Linked DNA regions of Homo sapiens: all the other regions are linked to region 3. Evidence: chromatin loops called from intact Hi-C (ENCODE). Cell type or tissue: psoas muscle. All regions are shown on one strand.

Evidence for each region. A loop is a pair of places that touch in the nucleus more often than their neighbours do. Peaks named below come from ENCODE experiments on the same cell type or tissue, not always from the same donor. Only the 100,000 strongest peaks of a DNase experiment are listed, where the experiment ranks them.
Region 1: it touches region 3 in a loop (7-fold over the local background); 85 of 110 quality-filtered maps call a loop at or near these places.
Region 2: a loop joins it to region 3, with 8 times the contacts of the local background. A loop is called at or near these places in 60 of 110 quality-filtered maps.

Annotation. Positions count from the first base shown.
Region 1 is chr14:74,910,039-74,918,038 of GRCh38, forward strand. RPS6KL1 (ribosomal protein S6 kinase like 1) reads right to left here. Exons shown (of 12, transcript NM_031464.5): 6 at 1,756-1,803; 7 at 1,210-1,342; 8 at 1-110. Among named protein-coding and RNA genes, the nearest start is that of RPS6KL1, 9.2 kb to the right of the region's middle. In psoas muscle, a CTCF peak has its summit at 4,133 (motif pointing right); DNase peaks (open chromatin) are centred at 4,163, 7,023 and 7,893; H3K4me3 peaks cover 1,080 bases; H3K27ac peaks cover 3,690 bases.
Region 2 is chr14:74,854,845-74,862,844 of GRCh38, forward strand. PROX2 (prospero homeobox 2) reads right to left here. Exons shown (of 6, transcript NM_001243007.2): 3 at 7,686-8,000; 4 at 3,563-3,670; 5 at 1,957-2,151; 6 at 1-458. The coding sequence ends at 288. It overlaps LOC124903348 (a long non-coding RNA gene), which reads left to right and starts at 3,662. Exons shown (of 2, transcript XR_007064269.1): 1 at 3,662-3,922; 2 at 3,989-4,591. RefSeq lists an enhancer at 1-1,036. In psoas muscle, a CTCF peak has its summit at 6,241 (motif pointing right); a DNase peak (open chromatin) is centred at 6,267; H3K27ac peaks cover 594 bases.
Region 3 is chr14:75,084,948-75,092,947 of GRCh38, forward strand. It overlaps NEK9 (NIMA related kinase 9), which reads right to left. Exons shown (of 22, transcript NM_033116.6): 19 at 6,323-6,531; 20 at 3,533-3,694; 21 at 2,071-2,283. Among named protein-coding and RNA genes, the nearest start is that of ZC2HC1C, 19 kb to the left of the region's middle. In psoas muscle, a CTCF peak has its summit at 3,790 (motif pointing left); no DNase peak of the experiment used is centred here.

The DNA.
Region 1 (8,000 bases), 170 kb before region 3:
GTTGAGGTGGGGGTTGAGCTGAGCCTTCATCCTCTCCTGGGTAGAGCCAGAGCTGAGCCCAGAATGTCGGGAGTGCGCCTGGGAGAGCAGGTGGGACCAGAGAGTGCCTCCTGGGCCATGCAGAGGGAGCGGTGAGCGTGGGGACAGGGAGAAAAAGAGTATGGATGCCAGGGCCGGCTCCCACTCCTGCCTCCCTTCTGTCTTGGGCGCAGACTTTCCGCCTCTGGGTGTCCTGGCCTAGTTCAGCCCCTCACCTCTGCTCCCTCCCACCCCTCAGCTTAGAATGCCCTCTGCCCTCCTCTTGACCCAACTAAAGTGGGCCCAGCCTTACAAACTGGCACACCACCGAGAGATGTCCAGCACTATCAGTGTCTGTGGTTTGGGTGGTGGGTTCACTAGTGTGAACACTGTTTTTAGGGAGACCGATATAAAGAAATTTAAAGAAAAGTCAGGCACACACTTATGATGACTATATGTCATGACCCCAGATGTGCACCTCACTTTAAAAAGTCATCAATACAACCATCAGTATCTGCTACATGGCCCAGTTCCTGTCCTCATAACTTCAGTCACCACCACCCTGTCTGGCCACTCCCAAGGGATCGGCACAACCCGGAAAAATGAAAAGAGCCAACGCTGGAGGAAACAGCGACAGAGGAGACAGCTGTGATTCTCACGCCCACCCACGATGTGGACATCCACCCCAGGATGTCCCCTGCCCCCTTGGTACCACACAGGGGCCCACAACAGCCTGACTGGCCTCCAGAAAGGCCGGGTCCCCTGGTCTGTGCTGTACATCTGGTGCAAGCTCCGCCCCTCCCCAGGGCTCAGCTTTTTTTTTTTTTTTTTTTGAGGCGGAGTCTTGCTCTGCTGCCCAGGCTAGAGTGCAGTGGCGTGATCTTGGCTCACTGCAACCTCCACCTCCCGGGTTCAAGCCATTCTCCTGCCTCCACCTCCCAAGTAGCTGGGATTACAGGCACGTGCAAGCACACCTGGCTAGTTTTTGTATTTTTAGTAGAGACAGGGTTTCACTATGTTGGCCAGGCTGGTCTTGAACTCCTGACCTCAGTTGATCCGCCTGCCTCGGCCTCCCAAAGTGCTGGGATTACAGGCGTGAGCCACCACGCCCTGCCAGGGCTCCGCATTTTAAGGGTTGACGACATACCCCAAAGGCCTGGGGAGCTGACAGGGGGCCCCAGGCCTGCTCACCTTGCACATGCTCCAGGTGCAGGAAGATGGAGTCCTCGCTCACAAAGTACCTGAGCAGCTTCGTCATGTAGGGGACTCCGTGTGGGATGATGGTCAGCCGCTCCCTGCTCACCATGTGGCACCTGGGTAGGCTCTGGGAGCAGCAGGGCAGGCAGATCAGCCGGGGACAGGCCAGAGACTGCTGCTGTTAGGGGACCTCCTAGCCCTGGCTTCAGGGGCACCCGAATGAGGGTGGAGCAACTGCCTCCCTCAGTTCCTGACCTGTCCTTACCCCCACTGCCCCTGTAGAATCTGGGTCCTCCACCCTCTAGCCAAAGAGGGGGCAGTGTGTGTGCATGTGTGTTTGTGTGTATGTGTATGTGTATGTGTATGTGTGTGTGTGCATGCATGTGTGTCCATCTGGAAAGTGGGGCATGTTCAGGCAGAACAACCAGCTTTTGTGGGAGGGAGTGCAGGCTTCAAATGCAGGTTCTGGGTAGGAGTTTCCAAGAGCCCTGAGAAAGATCCAAGGGGAATGCAGAGTGGCAGGGGCAGGGTGGCACCTGCCTTCACCACAAAGGTCCCTCCGGTTGCCGGGTCCTGGACCAGCTGCACCTGCCAAAGTCCAAGAGGCACTGGTTAAGGCAGGTACTAGCTCCTGGGGCTCCGTGACCCCAGCCTGACCCCCTCCCAGGTTCCTCCACTGAGGCTGACTCACTCCAGTGGCAGGGCAGGGAGGGCGGGCTTTGGTGGCACTCCTGAAGCAGACATCGATCCTATCCTGCTCACCCACCCCTGCTAGACCTGTGGTCTCAGATGCTGCCTCCTCCAGGAAGCCTTCCCAAGATTACAGGGGCTGGGGTCCCTAATCTGCCTCCAATGCTCTCTTAGTTCACCCTTAGGAGAGCCTCTTCACACTGTCTAATCTGTCTCCCACTGGACTGTGAGCTCAGTATTCCCGGAGCCCTGCACAGTGCAGGGATGTAGTAGGTGCTAGACACATGCACTGTGAGCAGCCCGGGCCTTGGCTCACTGTGTGCGTGGTGGGCATGCGAGCAGAATGCCCTGCCCTCTCCCTGCCCACGCTGGGCCAGGCCTCATGCCACCTGACGGGAGGGCTGAGAAGCCCTGTTCCACCTGGACCCCAGAGATCAGCTGAGAAGCCCTGTTCCACCTGGACCCCAGAGATCAACTGAGAAGCCCTGTTCCAACTGGACCTCCAGAGATCAACCCCTCACCCAAGGCCTTAGCTAGAGCCCCAACATCCTGCAGGGTCTGAGGTGTCATGGCTGGAAGGGACCTCAGAGCCAGTCACTTCCTCTGATCTCTTGTTTTACAACTGAGGAAGCCGCAGCTCTGAGGTGACTCCAGGTCTCCCCAGCGCAGCCATGTTGTGTGGGCTTGGCACGCTGCGTTCAGGCCTTTTTCCCACTCCACTCCACCCCCTTCATTTACACACACCCCCATGACACAAGTTTATCTATGTGAAAAACCTGCACATGTACTCCTGACTGCAAATAAAAATTTAAAATAAATAAGTAAAGTCCGCTTGAGAGGCCGTCTTTGGAGAGCAGCCTCTCCTTCTTGTGTTGGTTTCCATTAGAGGCAGACGCTGTCAATCGCAAGGTCAGGGCCATGTTTGGAGTTGGGCCCTTGACTCATCTGCATGGTGGGCAGGGGCGGGCCCCAGCATAGGAGCGGGCACATGGGTACGTCGAGGGCGGGAAGGCAGAGGATTCAGCCCAGGTGAGGGCATGTGGAGGCAAGGCCAGCACCCTGGGGTTGTGACTCCTTGGCTGTTGGCCTGCCCTGCGGACATTCCCCAGGGAGGCTGTGGCCAGCCATGGTCGGGGTGGGAACTGGGCCCTGAGGCCAGGCTGCTGGGCAGTGAGGAAGGCCACAGCTTGGGATCAGGGTAGGGGAAGGGGCACTGGGCTTCGATCCTGGGCAAATTGAATTGATTTTCTCATCTACCAACCAGGAATTCCAAATGCCTACCTTCCCTACATCTCTGGATTGTTGAAGCCATTCTGAAAGCCCTTGGTGAGGGCCAGGTGTGGTGGCTTATGCCTGTAATCCCTGTAATTTGGGAGGCCAAGGCGGGTGGATCACCTGAGGTCAGGAGTTCAAGACCAGCCTGGCCAACATGGTGAAACCTCGTCTCTACTAAAAATACAAAAATTAGCTGGGCATAGTGGTGCCCGCCTGTAATCCCAGCTACCTGGGAAGCTGAAGTAGGATAATCACTTGAACTCAGGAGGCAGAGTTGCAGTGAGCCTAGATCAAGCCACTGCACTCTAGTCTGGGCAACAGAGACAGACTCCATCTCAAAAACAAAACAAAACAACAAAAAACAAAAAACCAAGAAAGCCCTTGGTGAGTGGAAAGGCTGTGAGAATGTCAGTGATCACATCTGCCAAGTCACATGGCCTCTCTGAACCTTGCTCTTTTTAAGTACAAAACGGGGTCATAGCAGCACTTCCTTCAGGGGGTCCTGAAGAGGATTCTGTTAAAGCAGGCAATTCAGGCAGAGCAGCAGCCTGCACCTGCCGCAGAACACACCCTTGATAACCTGTCGTGATTATTACCAGTGTCATCCGAGGGGAAGCCCACCCTGGCTGTAAAGTGGTTACTCTGTGCTAAGCACTTTACATAGGTTGTTTAATTTTATCCCCACAATCCTGCCAAAATTCAGGCCTGAGCCTCAGAGAGGTTATGTTGCCTACTGTCCCACTGCTAAAAAGTGGTCAAGTCAGGACCTGAACCCAGACAGGCTGATCCCGGAGCCCTGCAGACTTTACTGGAACTGGGGGCACAACCAGGTGACCCTGGCAATGGCCTTCCCTCCTGAGCCTGTTTCTCCATCATCAGTGAAAGGAAGGCAGTGGACTAGATGAGAGCGCCCAGGACCCTTTTCTCAGCAGGAGCGAGGTGTCCTCTCCAACCACCAGAGGTCTCTCCTCCAACAGCCAGAGACCGAGTCCAGCCTGGGCTTGGCTCCCTGACCAAACTTGTGCAATGTTAGAAAAAGCAAGGAAGAAAACTCTGGAGTCATTTAGGAGAACAGAGTTTCCCACAAATCCTGACACCCCAGATAATTCCCCACTGTCCCTTGCCAAGTGGGATTCCCCACCACCTGGTCCTGGGCAAGGGCCTGTAACTGACAGAGTCCAAAAAAACTAGCGAAGGAGGGAAGGCTGAGGAGGCCAGAAATAAACCTTGATCCATACACTGAAAGATTTCTGTTAAAAACATATTAAAACCAACCTCAGTATTCAGAAATAATTAGACTAAAACATTAACAGTGATTATCTTGGAGTTCGGCAGGATTCAGGGGATTTTCTTTTTCTTCTCCTTTTTCTTTCATTATATTTCAAAAGGGCAGCAAAGCAGCAGGCATTTTCCCATTCATCCAACCAAACAAGAAACTCCTTTTACTCAGTGGTTTGGAGGATGGAGGACTGTCTAGTGCCTTGACTTCTTTGTTTATTATTTATTTTTTTGAGACGGAGTTTCACTGTTGTTGCCCAGGCTGGAGTGCAATGGTGTGATCTCAGCTCACTGCAATCTCTGCCTCCCAAGTTCAAGCGATTCTCCTGCCTCAGCCTCCCAAGTAGTTGGGATTCCAGGCATGTGCCACCACACCCAGCTAATTTTGTATTTTCAGTAGAGACGGGGTTTCACCATGTTGGTCAGGCTGGTCTTGAACTCCTGACCTCAGGTGATCCACCCACCTTGGCTCCCCAAAGTGTTGGGATTATGGGTGTGAGCCGCTGCGCCCAGCCCCGCTGACTTCTTTGAACCTCAGTTTAATTCTCTGTAGGACAAGTATTAAAATGCAGCACTGTCCAATTGAACTTCTTATCATGATGGCAGGATTATATGTCTGCACTGTCCAATATGGAAGCCAGTAGCCACATGGGGCCATTGAGCACTTGAAATGTGACTGGTGCAACTGAGACACAGATGACTTCATTTTAATGAATATGAATGCACAGAGGCTTATGTGCCTAGTGACTACTGTGTTGAACAGCACCCTATAAGGCTTCGTTCCCCCATGGTGACTGTGAGGATTTAATGCCACAGCTCTGTAAATGAGAAGGTTCCATACAACTGTCGGGTGAGCCTTCCATTTGGGAAGATGGAAGGCAGTTCTGAGTGCTTTCTCTCACCTTTTAAAAAAGAGCAATTGTTTTAAATAAAGAGACCCACTGAATTCTTGGGACAGAGGGACAATTAAAGCTTTGGTGAAACACGGTAAACCTTTTCTTTAAAGATGCACAAAGTATCAAAATCCCAGGAGGACTCTCCCATGGAACAAACAAGCCTAAAGGTTTCAAACAAGTTCTTAAACTCAAAGGTCCACAGGGGCCAGGCATGTGAGCAAATAGGCAGGGTGGAGGCGCAGAAAGGAGGGCTGGTGCCCCGTCTAAGGCAGGCATCTCCTCCTCCACTCCCTGCTGCCACAGGGGAATGGGAGGCCAGCGTTTCCAGATCTGATTTTTTCAAGAGAAGCAGGAAATCTGGACTTTTATAAGAATCTGCACATTTTCAAATGTTGGTAACAACTAAAAAAACCCAAAAAACAAACAACAAAAAAAACACCCCTGTGTTTAAGCCAAATAAAAGAAGAAGTGACTTGGATGACCTTCTTTTTCTTCCTCCACCCTGTCTCAGAGCCTGGCTCCTGCACGAGGCTCAGCAAATACCCGGTGATGTCTCCCTGGCCCCCAGGCTCTGAGGCCAGGCCCTCGGGTATTCTGGCTGCTTGCCAAGTCCCGACCCACCCACCTCACTGCTCCCTGCCACCATCTCTTCAGCCCTTAGTTATCCTAACAGCCGGACACGTTAGGGGTCACTCAAGCATCATCCCGAGCAAGCCCTTTGCTTCCTCCCTGGGCCTGAGGGTTGCTGCTGGCTGGCACTGCCCACTTGCCCAGATCTGTCTGGGCACAGCTGTGGAATGGAACAAGGGTGACAGTATATCCAAGTCTGGCTGCAGGGACCCAGGCCCAGGGGCAGTAACACCTTTCCTAATTTGAGGAAAGTGATGCTCCTGGCTTGGGCATGACACAGGGAAAGGAAGTAGGATCTCAGGAGGGAGGTGAAGTCCTTAAGTTGAGTACCCAAGACAGGATAAAAAAGAAAAAAAAGAAGGGTAGTCCTGAAATAGAATGCGGCGGGCCACTGGCTCACGCCTGTAATCCCAAGTGCTTTGGGAGGCCTAAACGGAGGTGGAGGATCACCTGAGGCAAGGAGTTCGAGACCAGCCTGGGCAACACAGCGAGATCTCTCTACAAAAAATAGAAGACAATAGCAGGGCTTGAGACTGTGGTCCCAGCTACTCAGGAGGCTGAGGTGCGAGGATTGCTTGAGCCTGGTAGGTCGAGGCTGCAGTGAGCCGAGATCACGCCACTGCACTCCAGCCTGAGCTACAGAGCGAGACCCTGTGTCAAGAAAAAAAAAAAATGGTTGGGCTTGGCTTTAATTTGTGCTTTCCATCTGCAGGGGCCTCGAAACACTGGATTCCTAAACCACTTTCCTGAGGCTAAACAAGTTTGGGGAATTCTGTGTCACAGTGTACATCTGCACCTAAACACTCTAAGAACTCCGATCATTAAGAAACAAAGCCATATAACTTCAACTCGCTGTTTTCCTATCATACTCAGCTCAGAACCCCTCTCACCACAACACCTATGGTTCAGCGGGATCGTACCGGGAGGCACGGTGTCAGTCACCTCCCGGCCAGTCCCTGGGAACGGCTGTGCTCAGCCAAGGTTGGGTCGTGGCCACTGACACTCAAGCAGTGGGGAGGGGACCGTGGCAGATGGAAGCTGGCAGGGCCTGCGCTGACAGTCTGGGACCTGCCCCAGGGACCCAGGAGAAGCAGCTGGAGTAAGGCCCGGGAGCAGAAGCCTGCGTGCCTCCCAGCTCACTCCTGTCACTTGTATTTAGAGCCATCAAGCACGTACTCAGTGTCACAGCATGTGCCAGGTCTTTCCCCAAAATTGTTTTGTTTTACCTCCCAGATCACCCCATTGGGGGAGAATTCTCATCTCACTTTCCAGAGGAAGAAACCACAGCTCAGAGAGCAGGGGGCTTGCCCGTGGCCACCCGGGGTGGTGCCCAGCGCGGGGCCTTCCCTCAGGCAGCATGTCATCCTCTTGCCTGTGGGAAGTACAGGACTGTCTCCTTTTCTCTGTGGGCCCCCAGATCTACCAAAATCACCCAGTGAGTATGTTAAATAACAGATTCTTGGGCATCTGTATTTTTAGGAAGCTCTCCATTTAGCCAGCTTGGTAAAGAACTTCTTGGGTGACTATTCCAGGGTTCAGGGGAAGAGGGGAACCTCATACTGGCTGGACTCTGATTTGACCTCATTGTCTGTCCTTCTAATCAGAAGCACTCTAACAATGAGTGCCCCGAGTAAGGGTTGGGACGTCGCCTCCTATCTTCTTGTCTGCCCTGAATAAGGCAAAGCATGCGAGATAGCATTGGGACAGGGTAAAGTTACAGTTAGGTCAGGAGAGGAAAAAAAGGGCAGACTTGCCAAGGCCCTGGGCAAGGACGGGCCAGAACGGGCCCTCTCTGGACAGGTTTCTGGAGTTGAGCACGTCCCAGCCGCAGGAAGTCCCCAGCTGTGCTCGGTAGAGCGTCTTGGCTGCAGCCCTGGGGTTCAGGGTGAGTGTGGTGGGGGTGCTGTGGGAAGCGGGAAGTGGGAGTGAGCAGGGCCTCGAGGACTGGCAGGGTGCCCTGGGCATAGCTCCTCGCTCCTCCTGCAGTTTCTGTCCCAACTCTCCCAAGGAGCAGGT
Region 2 (8,000 bases), 230 kb before region 3:
CAACACCTGGAAACAATGGAGTTGAGCTTCAAGTCTTCTGATTGGAAACTTGTGTTCCTTTTACAATATACTACCAATACACCAATATAGTTAGTACATTTTATAGTTAAATTTCTGATGATTCTGGAAAGGGAAATAAATGATCAAAATGGTAATAGTACCTGTTTTGATAGAGGAGATTTCCTTGTGCCCTTTTTATATGACTACAGCTAAATTGCCCTTTAAGACAAACCCAGGAAACCCTAGCCAGTCACTCCTCACGTTGTGGGATCTTAACCCCGAAACAGCTACTGGGGATAGCTGGAAGATTTGAATATCTCTGGGATGTCACTGTCCAGTTTCGAAATAATTTTATAAATGGGTTTCTTCCAGGAAGGATCTGAGTCTCTCCCTGCGGAGACAGCCCTGAAGAACTCCTGTAACGTCAAGCTGGCAATTTCCAAGAAGCAATCTGGAACCTGCATTTCCAAAGAGACCCACAAGAAAGAAAAGACGTGAGGTTGGGAAGCACTGGTGCCAGAGCCCTCACTAGCGGGTGCTGCCTGTTTCTTGGGTAGTGGGCTAGGAGCATCCCTGCTCTAGTGGCCCCTGATTCTGCAACCCTAGGACTCCTCTGCTTCCTCATCAGACACAAACCTTGATAAGACAGCTCCAGTGAGAAAGCCCTGGGAGAAGGTGAATTAAGGACACTTCCTTTGTAGGAGGAGCTGATCTCGCTAATGGGCGACTTTTTAACTAAGCAGGTCAGAAAATCTTACTGAAAGTAAATCTGTGGCTCAAAGAGACTTCGGTATTCTTTTCCCTAGTACTAACTGTGGAAAGGAGTGCCCCCAAGCTTCTGACTGTCATACCTCATTCCACTGCCTTTTAGGGCTGGGTCTGAAGAGCTTACACTCCTGCTTTCAGAGCTGGTTGACGGGGGTGCTGTTCTAGAATCCTAACCCAGACTGGCACCATGAATGATGGGTTGCCCCACTGCCAAGCTCCAGACCCAGCTTGGCTTGGGGCTTGCTGCCACTGCAGGTCAAATGACCACCCTATGTGGAAAGATGCAGCAGTGCTGCCTGTCCCATACTGGCCGTGACCCCTTGAGCCTCAGAAAGGGAGACATGGACAATTTTCCCCACAGGTAGTCTTAGCTTTCCAAACATACTCTGACTCACCAGTCAACCAGTGGATGACCACAGTTCTTGTATTTTTTGGAGGTATCAATAAACCACTCTTTGTGATCACAGTCAAGGGAGAAGTCAAGAAGAGGGAAGTGTAATCTGTGACCAGATATACCCGGCACCTGCAGAATCAGATGCCAGCCTAACAGCTGTCAGCTGTGCATGAGGCAACATGCATCTCTTGATTAGGAATGTGCGCCAGTGACACCTAGGCTCACCTTTCACTGACGCTTTACCTCTGAGGTGCCACCAGTGTGCCTTCATAGGGATCCCCGAGGGACTGAGCTTGAGTGTTGTTTATTGTTATTTCCAGAAAGGATTTGAGGTGACTTGCTATGGAAGGCCCACTGATACATTTTCAAGGGAAAATACAGATAAGAATCAAATCATGAAAAGCATAGAAATTGTTGAGAAAACCTAGGCCAAGACTAGGTGCCACAACTGAGCTCAGCATTCAGTCCTGAGCCTCCTGGCACTAAGGCAAAAAGGTCAGGAAGTTATGTAACTTGATAATGACAGGGTATTCAGTCTAAGATGGTGTAACACCTGGCAGCCCTCTCACTAAGCTTCAGAATGAAGACTGGCTGTTGACTCAGTTTGCTGCTTCCACCTGTTGCCCAAGTGAAGATGTTGAGGCTGTAATCTTTGTGGATGATACAGAGATTGGCCCAGGCTGCCCTGGCTCTCAGTAACTTAAGGAGACACAGAAGAGGGATCTTTCCTAAAACTCGAATCATATAGGGAAGACACTCATCAGATCTCATGGGAACCCAGTACATGGTCTTACCTCAAAGTCATTTCCCTTGTTGTAGTGCATATTGAGAGCTTGAAAAAGTTCTGAATTGCGGAGAACCACCAGCATTTTGGGATTTGTGACACCATCTGAAATTGCTTGCCGGGCAGATTTTTCCATTTGGATGTAATAAAACTCACGAAAGTTGCTGAACCACTTGATCATCTGGGAGGTAATGCAGCGGTTGAACTGTACAAACAAGAGGTCCATCCAGTCAGACATTTGCCACGAGGTGCTCAGAATTAGAACTGTCTGCTTCCAGCTCAGTATAGGGGTTCATATACGGCTTTAACCAGCATTAACAGGGGCTTCCTTTAAAAAAAGAAGCGAAGCCACCGCTATTTTCCAAGCCTATTTAGTTATACTCAGAAAAATCTAAATTAGCTACAGTGCCCATTAGAACATAACTTTTTTTTGATATGCTAGATTTATGGGGGTTGTTTTACCCATGAAAAGCTTTTTGTGGTGTTTGAGTGGGACTTAGGGGTCACGACCAGTGTGGTGCCAGATTTTGCTGCACCCAGGTGGACTGCATGGCAGGCCTGGGGCCTTCCACTTGGATAAAGGGCCAAGGGAAGGGCAAGATGTAGGTCAGGGAGCAGTTTATTAGCAACTTTGAATTGTGGAATGAATTGAAATCAAAATCAGAGGTTGCTTCAGGGATCAACCAACCAACTGAATATGAGGGAAAGAAAAGCTTGAATGATGTAGACCAAAAGTATTAACAGCCCCTAACCCAACACCCAAAGTAAAAGAGGCCCTCAGAAACCTTTTATGGGAACAGGGGAGGTCTGGTCCCAACAATTAGTTTGATTTTCCTTATTGTCACACTTCATCTGTATGTACTTTCACTCAGTTTTGAACTATAGCAATTTGAACATAAATTTGACAGTGTCTGACACTCTGTCTCTCTCTCCCTCTCTATATATATTTTTTGTTGTTTGTTTGTTTGTTTTTGTGTGTTTTTTTTTTTTTGAGATGTAGTCTCGCTTTGTCGCCCAGGCTGGAGTGCAGTGGCGTGATCTCTGTTCACTGCAACATCCACCTCCTGGGTTCAAGTGATTCTCCTGCCTCAGCCTCCGAGTAGCTGGGATTACAGGCGCACGCCACCACGCCAGCTAGTTTTTGTATTTTTAGTAGACATGGGGTTTTACCATGTTGGTCAGGCTGGTCTCGAACTCCTGACCTCAGGTCATCTGCCCACCTCGGCCTCCCAAAGTGCTGGGATTAGAGGCATGAGCCACTGTGCCTGGCCTATATTTTATTTTTCATAGTGTCCCCAGCCAAGGCAGAAAACTAGCCAAAAAGGCCACTAACTAGTGTTTCTGTTTCCCTCTACTTTTCCTGCCCATGTGTTTCTGTTTTGGGGATTATCTACAGCTCAGTAGCTTAAGAATTTAGACAGCCAGCCTTTCTAGCCTAAAGTTATTCACGGTTATTTGGGTAGAGTCTCAGCCCAGAACTGGACATTGCTTCCATCAGCAACACTAAGGGGAGCTTGAAGTGCACATATGATGACCTAGGACTTGCCTCACACCAGGCAAAACACACTGCCTCTTGGGAGTTCTGCAGAAGCTGCCATTTAGTTGAGTGACTTTACCTGAACATCAGGAAAATAAACCTTCAGGAGGTTGGAGCTGGGATATCGTGTGAAGAAAAACATTAGTTTGGCCTTCTTCAAGTGACCAGGGTTTAGACCCTCCTGGATTTATCTCAGTGTCAAGGAAAATGAACACTTTAAAATGCCAGTTTATCAATTAACTAGTGAATTCCTTGTTCCTGTGGTTTCTATTTGATTTCATTTTGTTTTTCTGATTGGAATTGTGTATTTGCTCCATTTTTCTGTCTCTGGAAACTCTGGTCAAATAAGCTGGATGACATATGTGCACAGTTAAGTCACAGAATGTAAAAATCATCTCGATGTGGAAAAGTTATGTAGCATAGATGATGTCAAATACAGGTTGGTGTATTTTGTGTGTGTGTGTGTGTGTGTGTGTGTGTGTGGTGTCTTAGATGTCAAATACAGGTTGGTGTATTGTGTGTGTGTGTGTGTGTGTGTGTGTGTGTGTGTGTGTGTGTGGTGTCCAAGTGGGATGGGAAGAGATGGCAATTCTATCCCAGATAAACCATTTCAAAACCCCAAGCAGAGATTTACTTCCCCTCTCTGCCTCAGTTTCCTCAGCTGTAAAACGAGAAGAGTAAACTAGGTGGTCCCCATTCTGGCTGTCACTCTTATCATTGCCTTCACAGTGTTGCCTTTATAACCAGCAAACATCTAAGCAGGCTGAATACCAGCTCATATTTTGCTCTTGCTCAAGAAGCTTGAATGGTTGGGTGGTACCCACTCTCCATTTGCCTGGCAGAACTATCCCTCATCTTTCAGGTCTCAGCTCAGAAGCTCCCACCTCTGTTAAACCCTTCCTTGCCAAATTAGGCCTTCCTTACCCTGGGCTATGAAGACTCTTTGTACAAACTGTTGCAGCGATGACCTTATTGGAATTTTTACTGTATGTTTGTCTCGTCTAGACTGTGAGCTCCTTGAGAGTGAGGACCTTATCTTTTCATCTTTGTGCCTAGCCCAGTGCTAGGAACATAGCAGGTGCTCAATAAATATTTGTTGTGTGAAGGAGTAAGTGAGTGAACGGTCAACCTTAATCCATACACATATATGGAAATTAGATTCCAAACTATACCTCACTCTGGGAACAGACAGATTCCTTCCCCTTTAACAAGAGTCGGAGAATTGTGATGTGACTGCCTAGCACTAGGGCAGGACGGAAATGAAAAAAAGATTTACACAAATACGCTTTGCATTTTTAGGGACAGTCCTTAGGCTGGGTGAGAAGCATTACACAGAGTAACCTGGGATCTCAGATCCGAGAGCTGTAGCTTAAGACAGTGAAGACTTCCACATAGGATGAATCTGTTTAACCAAAAGAAACCAGACCAACTGACTATGGTTATAGGTGGCCCAGGCACCTAGTTGCTGCACAGGAGATCCCTCCCTGCTGCCCCATCAGCCCCTACTTACCCTTCCTACAGATCCACAAATGCTGTGGAGAGAATCCTGGATTGGGATTCCAAAGACCCAGTTTCAGACACTGATTTTGCCATCTATTAGCTGTGTGACCTTGGGCAAGCCACTTAACTGCTCTGAGCCTCATTGCTAAGATGTGGAGTATAGTGGTTAAAGCTTGTACTTGGCCATCAGATCCCGGGTTTAAATCCTGGTTGCTCATTAGTGTGTCTTGGGACTTTGGACGAGTTAGCTCCCTTCTCTGTCTCTGCTTCTCGGATACCCGATCTTAGAGTGGATGCTTGAGAACGGTGAGATAATACAGGTCTAAACCCGTTATCTGAAATGCTGAGCCAAATGGAGTTTGGATTTCAGAATTTGTTAGCTTATAAAGATAATACGATGTGTGTACCACACATTAATTAACATCCACAGCTGAGACAGTGTATAATCCAATACATTAACATTTCTGCAGCAGAACGTATGACTATACTAAGTGGGATAAAATCTATTAATAGCCTCCAATCAGTGCAAGCCAGGTTTTGCTACCAAAAAAAAAAGATTGCATCATTCTTAGGGGGGGAAAATCATAGGGCCTGTCAAAGCTTTATGGGTTTCAGAATTGTAGCTAAGTGGTGGTGGGCACATATGTGTGAAGTGCTGGTAGCAATGCCTGCCACCGAGAAGGTGTTCTGTCAATGCTCCCCTCGTGATCTTCACATCTGCCCTACCTATGTCACAGGATGTCATGTGAATGTGAACGTTCTTTTTATGCTGTAAAGCAGCTTGCTCTCAGGTGGCTTTCATGGCCCACAGGAATAAATCTCTTGGAATATAGGCAGCAGGAATGAGGGAAGAGTTGAGGGGCCAGGGTGCTGCTAGGGGGTCCCAAGTCATTCCAAAGATAGTCAAGTACTTCACCCATGCAGCCAGTCCTGGCTTAGGTATTTCTTAGGATAGGCCCCAAACCTCCAGAAGCTCTCTGAGCCCAATCCCCAATTTAGGGGGCAGGAACAGGCACATGTAGGTGCTCAACAAATAGCAAATTCTGGGAGACTGAGGTGTTTTTGCAGCTGTCTGAATTTAATGGAGAGTCAACTAGTGGTTATCAAAGGCCCAGACAGGTAGCCTTTCTTATAAAGAAAATCTGTCTATGGTGGAATCTCTGCCTCCAAGAGTGGTGGCAAGTGAAGTGTTCTCAGCATTGGTTTTACAGTTGCTCGCTAACTTCCAGGAAAGCTTTGGGGTGTTTCCAACACTTTTGACCGGCAGGGGGCGCTCATGGCATTTAGGACACAAAGGCAGGTTCTGGCATGGTAATGAGCTGGTCCCACCCCATCCTGCTGCCCTCACAGTAGTTGCCAGGCAAAGGACACGACTGTTCCCACCTGGATATGCAACTCCATAGACTCATCAGCTTCTGGAGATTCCCCTCAAAGCTGCACACAAGAAGCAGCAGCGTGAGCACAGCTAGCTTAAAAAGCAACATCCAAAATATATTCTCAAGAACTTAAGTTCTGCAAGATGCTTGTTAGAAGTGGTCATATGGGTTTGGGGCTGTGTACATTCTCCTCTTAGAGCTTCCATTTACTCATGTTAAAGGCTCTGAGAATTCCTGCAGAAAAGAAACTATCTCAGTATTTCCCCAAGGTACTTTTTCTTCTAACTCAACAATTATTAATATCCCGAGGGTTACTCTGGGAAATACATTAAGAGAGTAGTGTCTACTTAAGGGTTGCAAAGATGATGCAATAAGATCCAGAGCCCTGCAGATCAGCCTGGGCCACTCAGGCCTCCTCATGGGGAGCCTCCTCTCCCTTCATATGCCCAGCCCCTAGTCTCCAGGCACTCCATTGCACCTTGGAAGTTGTTCCTTAAACTGGAGACCTCTGGCCGTTTCCAGCCACCTCTCTGGGTTTAATCCCCGAGGAAAACTCCTTTTCCATTTGGCCCAGAAGTTTCTTGTTCCTCATCTGCTCCCCAGGAATTATCTACACAATATAGGATTTTTGCTTGTAGAGCTATGGGGTTGGGGAGGCCATACCTTAGATGACGTCATTCCTTTGACCCTCTCCTCCTAAGTTTATGGGTGGCTGACAACCAAATTATGGATTCTTTCTTCCTTAGGGTATTCATTGTATTTCAGAAGCCTATTTGAGTCTCAAAACAAAACCCTTTTAGACCCAAAGGAATAAGTCAAGTGGCAGAACCCGATGGGTCATAGAAGAAGCTAAGTGAACCTTCCCAGGTCCTTAAATTCCAGAATGTGGTCACCACTATAAGCTGAAGGCCCAGAGCAACATTAAGAAGACCCTGAGTGATCTGTCCCCAGCTCCTCTTCAACTTTTAGTTTTCTTGTTTCTCTGCACAGTGTCAATGGTATTTTAAATTATTTATTGAAACATTGTCTCTCTCTGTTGCCCAGCTGGAGTGCAGTGGTGCAATCATAGCTCACTGTAACCTCGAACTCCCGGGCTCAAGCAATCCTCCTGCCTCAGCCTCCTGAGTAGGACTACAGGCATGGGCCATCATGTGCAGATAATTTTTTATTTTTAGAGATGGGGTCTAGCTATGTTGTGCAGGCTAGTCTTGAACACCTGTCCTCAAGTAATCCTCCCACCTTGGCCTCCCAAAGCACTGGGATTACAAGCATGAGCCACACTGCACCTGGCCAACAATGAGAACTTCAATTGCTATTAAAGGATATGTGGACCAAAGAGAAAGGCAGTGCCTCCATGACAGCATGCAGGCCTCTCTGTTCCATCTTCACCGAGGGAAGAAGGGGTAGACTTTCCAGATGGGCAGAGGTGAAAGGCAAGGGACACTGCTGCTGGCTCAGGACCAATGGTTGCGGCTTAGTAGTTCTCCAAGGTCGTAGGGCAGGCTCTGAGGAGGGGTGCCTCTGGGAAGATGAGTCCTGGGGAGGACTGCTACTCCAATGGCCATTGTTGTATCTATGACCCAGTAGCTGGCTAAGAATCTGATTTTCCTGGATGTGGGAAGGTGCAGTCAAGGGAAAGTT
Region 3 (8,000 bases):
ATGGAAAAAGTCCTGGGCAAAACAATCTTCTCCCTGCTATAGCTGCCAATCTTACCTTGTGTGTGTGTGTGTTTTTGAGACAGGGTCTTGCTCTGTTGCTTACGCCGAAGTGCAGTGGTGTGATCACGGATCACTGCAGCCTTGACCTCCCCAGATTCAGGTGATCTTCCCACCTCAGCCTCCTGAATAACTGGGACTATAGGCGTGTGCCATCATGCCCAGTTAGTTTTTATTTTTGGTAGAGATGGGGTTTCACCAGGTTGCCCAGGCTGGTCTTGAACTCCTGGGCTCAAGCAATCTCCCAAAGTGCTGGGATTACAGGTGTGAGCCACCGTGCTCAGCCTGTATATTATTTTCTAAAGTAATTTCATAAACATTAGTTCATTTAATCCTCCAAAGAACCATACAAGGTGTCTATTATTTTCTTTCAGGTGAGAAACCAGGGCTCAGAGAAAACAAAGTAGCCCAAACACCTACAGCTGGCAAATGGCAAAGCCAAGGGCCTAACCCTATTTCTCTGCTTCTACTTCCCTCTATATAAAACAATAGCATGGCTCTCGAAAAATAATGCAAGCAGCATCACCTTTGAAGTATTTTCACTAAAAATGTTTAATGTGAATCTAATCAAGCCTTAGGTTAAACTTCCAGTTTTCAGAAAAGACAGGGTGACAGAAAAACAAGTTAGACAACACCCTGAGAAAACAAGACAAATCTAGAATGTGGGACATTCTGTTGAACAACTGCCCTGGTTTCTTCAACAAGTCAATGTCATAAAAGTATTTTTTTAAAAGGTGAAGCAGAGCATGGTGGAACATGCCTGTAGTTCCAGCTACTTGGGGGGCTGAGGTCAGAGAATCACTTGAGCTTAGGAAGTCAAGGCTGCAGTGATCCATGTTTGTGCCACTGCACTCCAGCCTTGGTGACAATGCAAGACCCTGTCTCAAAATAAATACATAAATAAGGCCTGGCGCAGTGGCTCACACCTGTAATCCTAGCACTCTGGGAGGCCGAGGCAGGTGGATCACGAGGTCAGGAGTTTGACACCAGCCTGGCCAATATGGTGAAATCCCATCTCTACTAAAAATACAAAAATTGGCTGGGCATGGTGGTAAGCGTCTATAGTCCCAGCTACTCGGGAGGCTGAGGCAGAAGAATCACTTGAACCCGGGCGGTGGAGGTTGCAGTAAGCCGAGATCACGCCACTGCACTCCAGCCTGGGCAACAGAGTGAGACTGTCTCAAAAAATAAAAATAAAAATAAAAATAAAAATAAAAATAAAATAATTTAAAAAAGGTGATGGTGGTGGAGGGAGCTGTTTTAGATGAAAAGAAATGAGACATACATATAATGTGGGATTCTTGACTGGATTCTAGTCTGATAAAAAATGGTTATAAAGGACATTTTTGTGGGGGAAAACTGGGAAAATTGAGGTATCAGCTGGATACTAGATGAGAATTGACAATACTAGTATTAATTTTTTTAGGTGTGGTTATAGTATTGTGGTTGTTCAGGAGAATGTCTATTTTCAGAGGTATGTAATTAAGTATTGTAAAAGAAAAAACATACACTAAGAAAAAGCAATGCAAGTGATGAAAATGATTCAATCTAGGTGCCTGAACAAGGCCCAAGGCTTCTGGGATTATAATTACAAAAATGGTATCATTAAAAACTAAGGATCGGCCAGGCGTGGTGGCTCACACCTGTAATCCCAGCACTTTGGGAGGCTGAGGCGGGTGGATCATGAAGTCAAGTGATCGAGACCATCCTGGCCAACACGGTGAAACCCTGTCTCTACTAAAAATACCAAAATTAGCCGGGCATGGTGGTGCACACCTGTAGTCCCAGCTACTCGGGAGGCTGAGGCAGGAGAATTGCTTGAATCCGGGAGGCGGAGGTTGCAGTAAGCCAAGATAGCACCACTGCACTCTGGCCTGGCAACAGAGCGAGACTCCGTCTCAAAAAAAAAGTAAGGACCTGCAAAGGAACAAGTCTATTTCAGTACTTTGTGTTTTGTTTCTGTGATTCTTCAAAACAGGCTTAGAAATTGGATTATTCTTTTAATGCTCTCACCTGCTGCCCTCCTTCTAATTTCTTGTTCAACTTCTGCAGTTGGGTAAAAATCTGGAGGTTTTCTTGCTGTAGCTTCTGTTGTTCAGCCAGACACTTTAACACCAGACCCTGCAATCTCTCAACCTCCACCTGCAGAGAGCTGCACGCACACGCAGGAGGAGTCAGTGGTGTTCCCTTCCCAGCACAGGTTACTGCAGGATTCAGCCGAGGTGACTAGAGAGACAAGAAGGAGATTGCAGGAGGTTCTGCCCAGGTGTCATAGCTCCTCAATCCAAACTTCCTCTAAGTGCAATCGGATTTTACTTTTAAATTAACAAGATAAATCATATATACACATGAATATATGTACGAGAAACAGAAATGCTAGGATTATAACAGCGATGGGCACTGACATAACATGGAAAGTGAACTCTCTGCCTCAGTCCCCATTAGGCCAAGGTGGGAGACCAATCATCTATTTTGGAGGACTTTGTGAAAAATTTTAAAGCACCTTGGTATCTTCTCATTTAAAATGCTGAAGTAGGGAAAAGCATGATTTGGTTTGGAACAAGTCTTTCAGATCACAGACCCAAAGGGTCAATATTCATGATATGCAGTGAATCACACTTTAGAAAAGATCTGAGAGGTGGTCAGTAAACAGGACCACCAACACAATTTAAGAAGGTGAACTGACAGAGAAATTAAAACATTCACCTTGAAGTTTCAAAGGTATTATTACCTCTTCTGGGAAGCTTTCTGATGATCCTAGTCTGGATTTTTCTCTTTTCTACTGTACTTTTTTTATAGGAGGGTTCAACAAATAGCCCATAGGCCAATTCTGGCCCACTGCCTGTTTTTGTAAATACAATTTTATTGGAACACAAGGATGCCCATTCATTATGTATTACTTGAAGCTGCTTTTTGTGCTACAATGTCAGAGTTGAGTAGTTGCAAAAGAGGCTGTACACATTTCTGTCTAAAATGGTCTAAAATAATTACTATGTGGCCTTTAATAGGAAAAGTCTAAAATAATTATGTAGCCTTTTATAGAAAAAGTTTCATGACCTTGGATTATAGTTTTACTGAGGTATTTACCACAATGTCATTTTTACCAAGGTTAGGTGTACATGTGTTGCTTCCTCACTAGACTACCAGTATTACTTCTTTCTTATATTTAGAGCCTCTAACCTACCCTGCCAGTGTCATGAAAAACTGAATTTGAATTTTGGTATTTCTGAGGCAGAGGGAAAAGACAATCCCTTTAGAAAGGTGTTAGCCTGTCAGAAATGTGGAAGGGTAAATACCTTTCTGAGGCAACTCAGTTTAGTCTTGGGTTGAGGCTTTAAGTACTGCTGAATAGACAGTATAATGAGTTGATGCAGGGCAGCTGAAACCCAAAAGCTAGAGCGAGGCCAGAAGAACCAGGCAGAGCTTGCAGTGACTGTTTACCTAGTTGTGATTCAAAGGCAAAAAGCTCAGTTACCGAGGCTTCTACTTGGGGTTTGTGTTCCAAAGGAGCTTCAGAGGCCACTTTGAGTCCTTGCAGCTCTTCATAGGGCAGGGTATCTTTCTCAGATTCTGAAAACGCTGCACTGAGAGGAGATGGGCTGTCAGGCATGGGGATAAATTCTGCATTTTCCAGCTCCTATGTATATGAGAAAGAATCTCATTAGTCTGTTTGCAGTATTTGCTTCCTCCCAAATTCCCTTCTTTTTGCTATAGTTTTCCCTCTCTCATGACTTCAGCACCCTCTAGTGGGCAAGACAGTTGTGGTTAACAACATATCACAGCCTACCTGTGAAAAAACTGCCACCCCTTCATCAGAGAAACAGTGATGCAAAGGCAAACTCAAAGAACACAGGCTGGAGTTTCTGGTGTGTCACTCCAACACGCTTATTCTACACAGGCTATTCAGTGAGCTGGGGCGCTCCAAGGAAGTGTCAGTGAGGCTGGCTGCAACACTGCTGAAAGCTGAGGCTAAAGGTGCAGACAGAACAGCATGCTGCTTCCTCTGTTCACGCTCCTCAAATCACTAGCAAGTTTAGTCTTATTAGACAGGGAGCTTTAAACCTACAGATTTTTTTTTTTGAAACAGGGTCTTGCTCTGTTGCCCAGGCTGGAGTGCAGTGGCACAACCATGACTCACTGTAGTCCTGACCTTTGGGACTCAAATAATCCTTCCACATCAGCCTCCTGAGTAGCTAGGACCACAGGCATGTGCCACCATGCCCGGCTAATTATTATTTTTTTGAGACAGAATCTCACTCTGTCACCAGGCTGAAGTGCAGTGGCACAATCTCGGCTCACTGCAACCTTCACCTCCCAGGTTCAAGTGGTCCTCCTACTTCAGCCTCCCAAGTAGCTGGGATTACAAGCGTGTACCACCACAACTGGCTAATTTTTTGTATTTTTAGTAGAGACAGAGTTTCACCATGTTGGCCAGGCTGGTTTCAAACTCCTGACCTCAAGTGATCTGCCCGCCTTGGCCTCCCAAAGTGCTGGGATTACAGGTGTGAGCCACCTCGCCCAGCCTTATTTATTTATCTATTTATTTTTTGAGATGGAGTCTCACTCTGTCGCCCAGGCTGGACTGCAGTGGTGCGATCTCGGCTCACTGCAACCTTCGCCTCCTGGGCTCAAGTGATTCTCCTGGCTCAGCCTCCCAGGTAGCTGGGATTACAGGTGCGTGCCACCATGCCCAGCTAATTTTTTTTTTTTTTTGAGACGGAGTCTCGCTCTGTCACCAGGCCAAAGTGCAGTGGCGCAATCTCGGCTCACTGCAACCTCCACCTCCTGGGTTCAAGCGATTCTCCTGCCTCAGCCTCCTGAGCAGCTGGGACTACAGGCGTGCGCCACAACGCCCGGCTAATTTTTGTATTTTTAATAGAGATGGGGTTTCACCATGTTGGCCAGGATGGTCTTGATCTCTTGACCTTGTGATCCGCCCGCCTCAGCCTCCCAAAGTGCTGGGATTACAGGCGTGAGCCACCTTGCCCGGCTAATTTTTGTATTTTTAGTAGAGATGGGGTTTCACCATGATTGGCCAGGCTGTTCTCAAACTCCTGACCTCAGGTGATCCTCCCGCCTTGGCCTCCCAAAGAGCTGGGATTACAGATGTGAGCCACCATGCCTGGCCCTGGCCTTATTTTTTTTTAAATTTTTATAGAGATGGGGTCTCCCTATGTTGTCTAGGCTGGTCTCAAACTCCTGGGCTCAAGCAATCCTCCTGCCTTGGCCTCCCAAAGTGCTGGAATTACAGCTGGGAGCCATCATGCTCGGTCTTTTTTTTTTTTTTTTTGGTAAAAAATTTAAAATTTCACAAACCATAAATATTTACTGTAGAAAATGAGAAAATACAAATGGGCAAAGGAAACTAATAAAATTCACCAGCAATTCCATCACTTACAGACAACCACTTTAAAAACTGTCAATACATAGTCTTGTTGACATTCTTTTGTGTGTTACATATTTCCTAAAAGAATGAGATCATACAGATATATCATCCTCTTCTGCATAGCCATATGTTGTGAGTAACTTTCCATGAAAATAAATATACTTCAACATTCTTACTTTTTTTTTTTTTTGAACAGGGTTTTGCTTTGTCACCCAGGCTGGATTGCAGTGGTACAATCATGGCACAGCTCGGCTCACTTCAGCCTCGACTTCCCAGGTTCAAGTGATCATCCTGCCTCAGCCTCCTGAGTAGCTGGAACTATAGGTGCACACTACTACACCCGGCTAATTTTTTAAATTTTTGGTACAGACAAGGTCTTGCTGTGTTGCCCAAGCTGGTCTTGAGCTCCTAGGCTCAAGTGATCCTCCTGCCTCAGCCTCCCAAAGTGCTGGAATTATAGGCATGAGCCACTGTGCCCAATCCAACATTTTTACTTTCTGTATCTCAACTTTCATCAACCATTTTCCTATTGTAAGGCATTCCAACTGCTCCAATATTCCATTTCTATAAATGACAGTATAAAATCTGTAAGCTTAATCTTTATATACATGTACTACAAAAACTGCCATCAAGGTAGGTTATAGTAACTTATAATACATTCACTTAAGTAACAAGGGTATGAGAACATTTTTTATCTTTTTGGAAAGAAAAAAGGATTAGTGATTAGGCAATTTCTTTCCAGGTAGAAATCAGAAGGCTGGATTCAGGATGCACAACAGTTTACTAGGTACTTGGAAAACTGAGAGACCCTGACAGCTCTTTCTAGTTCCTGCAAAGGGCCACATATTTTATCCAAGTTACTTCTTCCAAAGGAATTACCTTTCGAAGCCAGCCAGGACAGGAGCTGCTGGCCCCATTACTGTTCCCCATGGCCTCTGTGGGACTGATTAAACCTTCCATTCCTCGGTCTGCTTCCATTGTTCCTCGGAAGCCTCCACTTGGGTCAGGAGTTTCAGATTCCTGCTGACTGTCCTCTTCTTCACCACCGCCGCCCCCGCCGCCTCCTCCCGGGCTAGAGCTCTGAAACACTGACAGATATACAGCACAGAAATAGACAGCTTTGCTATGCAGCAAGACAGATTTACCATTTGACAACCCTACTTACCCTGGAAAGGTGCCTATAAGCTGCATGAAGTGCAATGGCAACAGTGCAAGTCAAATGTTAGGGACTAAATTTTTGGTTTTCATACAAACTATGTTTTGTAATTTTGTATAGTTGTATTTGTATATCAGGATGCTCATAATGATAATTCACTTCCATTTACCAACTTTGTTTATCTTGTATCCATAGCAGGTTATCAATATTCTAAAAGCATTACCAAACAATCCCCCCAACCACAGCCCACCAAATCTAGCACCCATGCTTACTCTGCTTCTTTAAGAGATACATTCAGATTCCAGCATCCTCCATAGACACTTATCTTATATAAAAAGGTCTTTAATATTTGAGCCAAACTCCTCTTAAAGTTGCCAGATAAACTTACCATTAACTCCCTGTCCGGGGAAAATCTGAATGTTGAATTCTTCAACTTTTTTTTTTTTATTTGAGACCGAGTCTAGCTTCTGTTGCTCAGGCTGGAGTGCAGTGGCCCGATCTTGGCTCACTGCAACCTCTGCCTCCCAGGTTCAAGCAATTCTCCTGTCTCAGCCTCCCGAGTAGCTGGGATTACAGGCACACACCACCATGCCCAGCTAAGTTTTGTATTTTTAGTAGAGGCGGGGTTTCACTATGTTGGCCAGGCTGGTCTCGAACTCAGGTGATCCACCTACCTTGGCCTCCCAAAGTGCTGGGATTACAGGCGTGAGCCACTGCACCCAGCAATTTTTTTTTTTTGAGGCACAGTTTCATTCTGTCATCCAGGCTAGAGTGCAGTGGCACGATCTTGGCTCACTGCAACCTCCGCCTCCTGGCTTCAAGTGATTCTCGTGCCTCAGCCTCCTGAGTAGCTGGGATTACAGGTGCCCGCCACCATGCCTGGCTAATTTTTGTATTTTCAGTAAAGACAGGGTTTCACCATGTTGGCCAGGCTGGCCTTGAATTCCTGACCTCAAGTGATCCACCCGCCTCGGCCTCCCAAAGTGCTGGGATTACAGGCGTCAGCCACTGCGCCCGGCCAATTCTTCAAAATTTAATGTGAATATTACATTCTCTGACGACTATCTGTATCCATTTTTATAATATAATGGCTGATTCTTTCATATCATACAGCATATTCCAAGCAACCTTAATGAAGACTAGCTGATGTGTGGTCAGGAAATGAAACTGAATTTTAATATGGGCCAAATAAAAATATAATTAAGAAGATTAATCTGTCAAAGTTAAAGAAAAATTGCCTGGTATTTTCTTTTTTTTTTTCTCTTACTCCTCAGGGATCCTTGTTCTGATGCCTGGTATTTTCTGAGGCTAAATGTAAAGAAGGGTTAATTATCACCTGCTGTGCTGGCCTGGGGACTAACTGGGTCATGCTGAGATCCTACGGAAGCAGCAGAACTATAG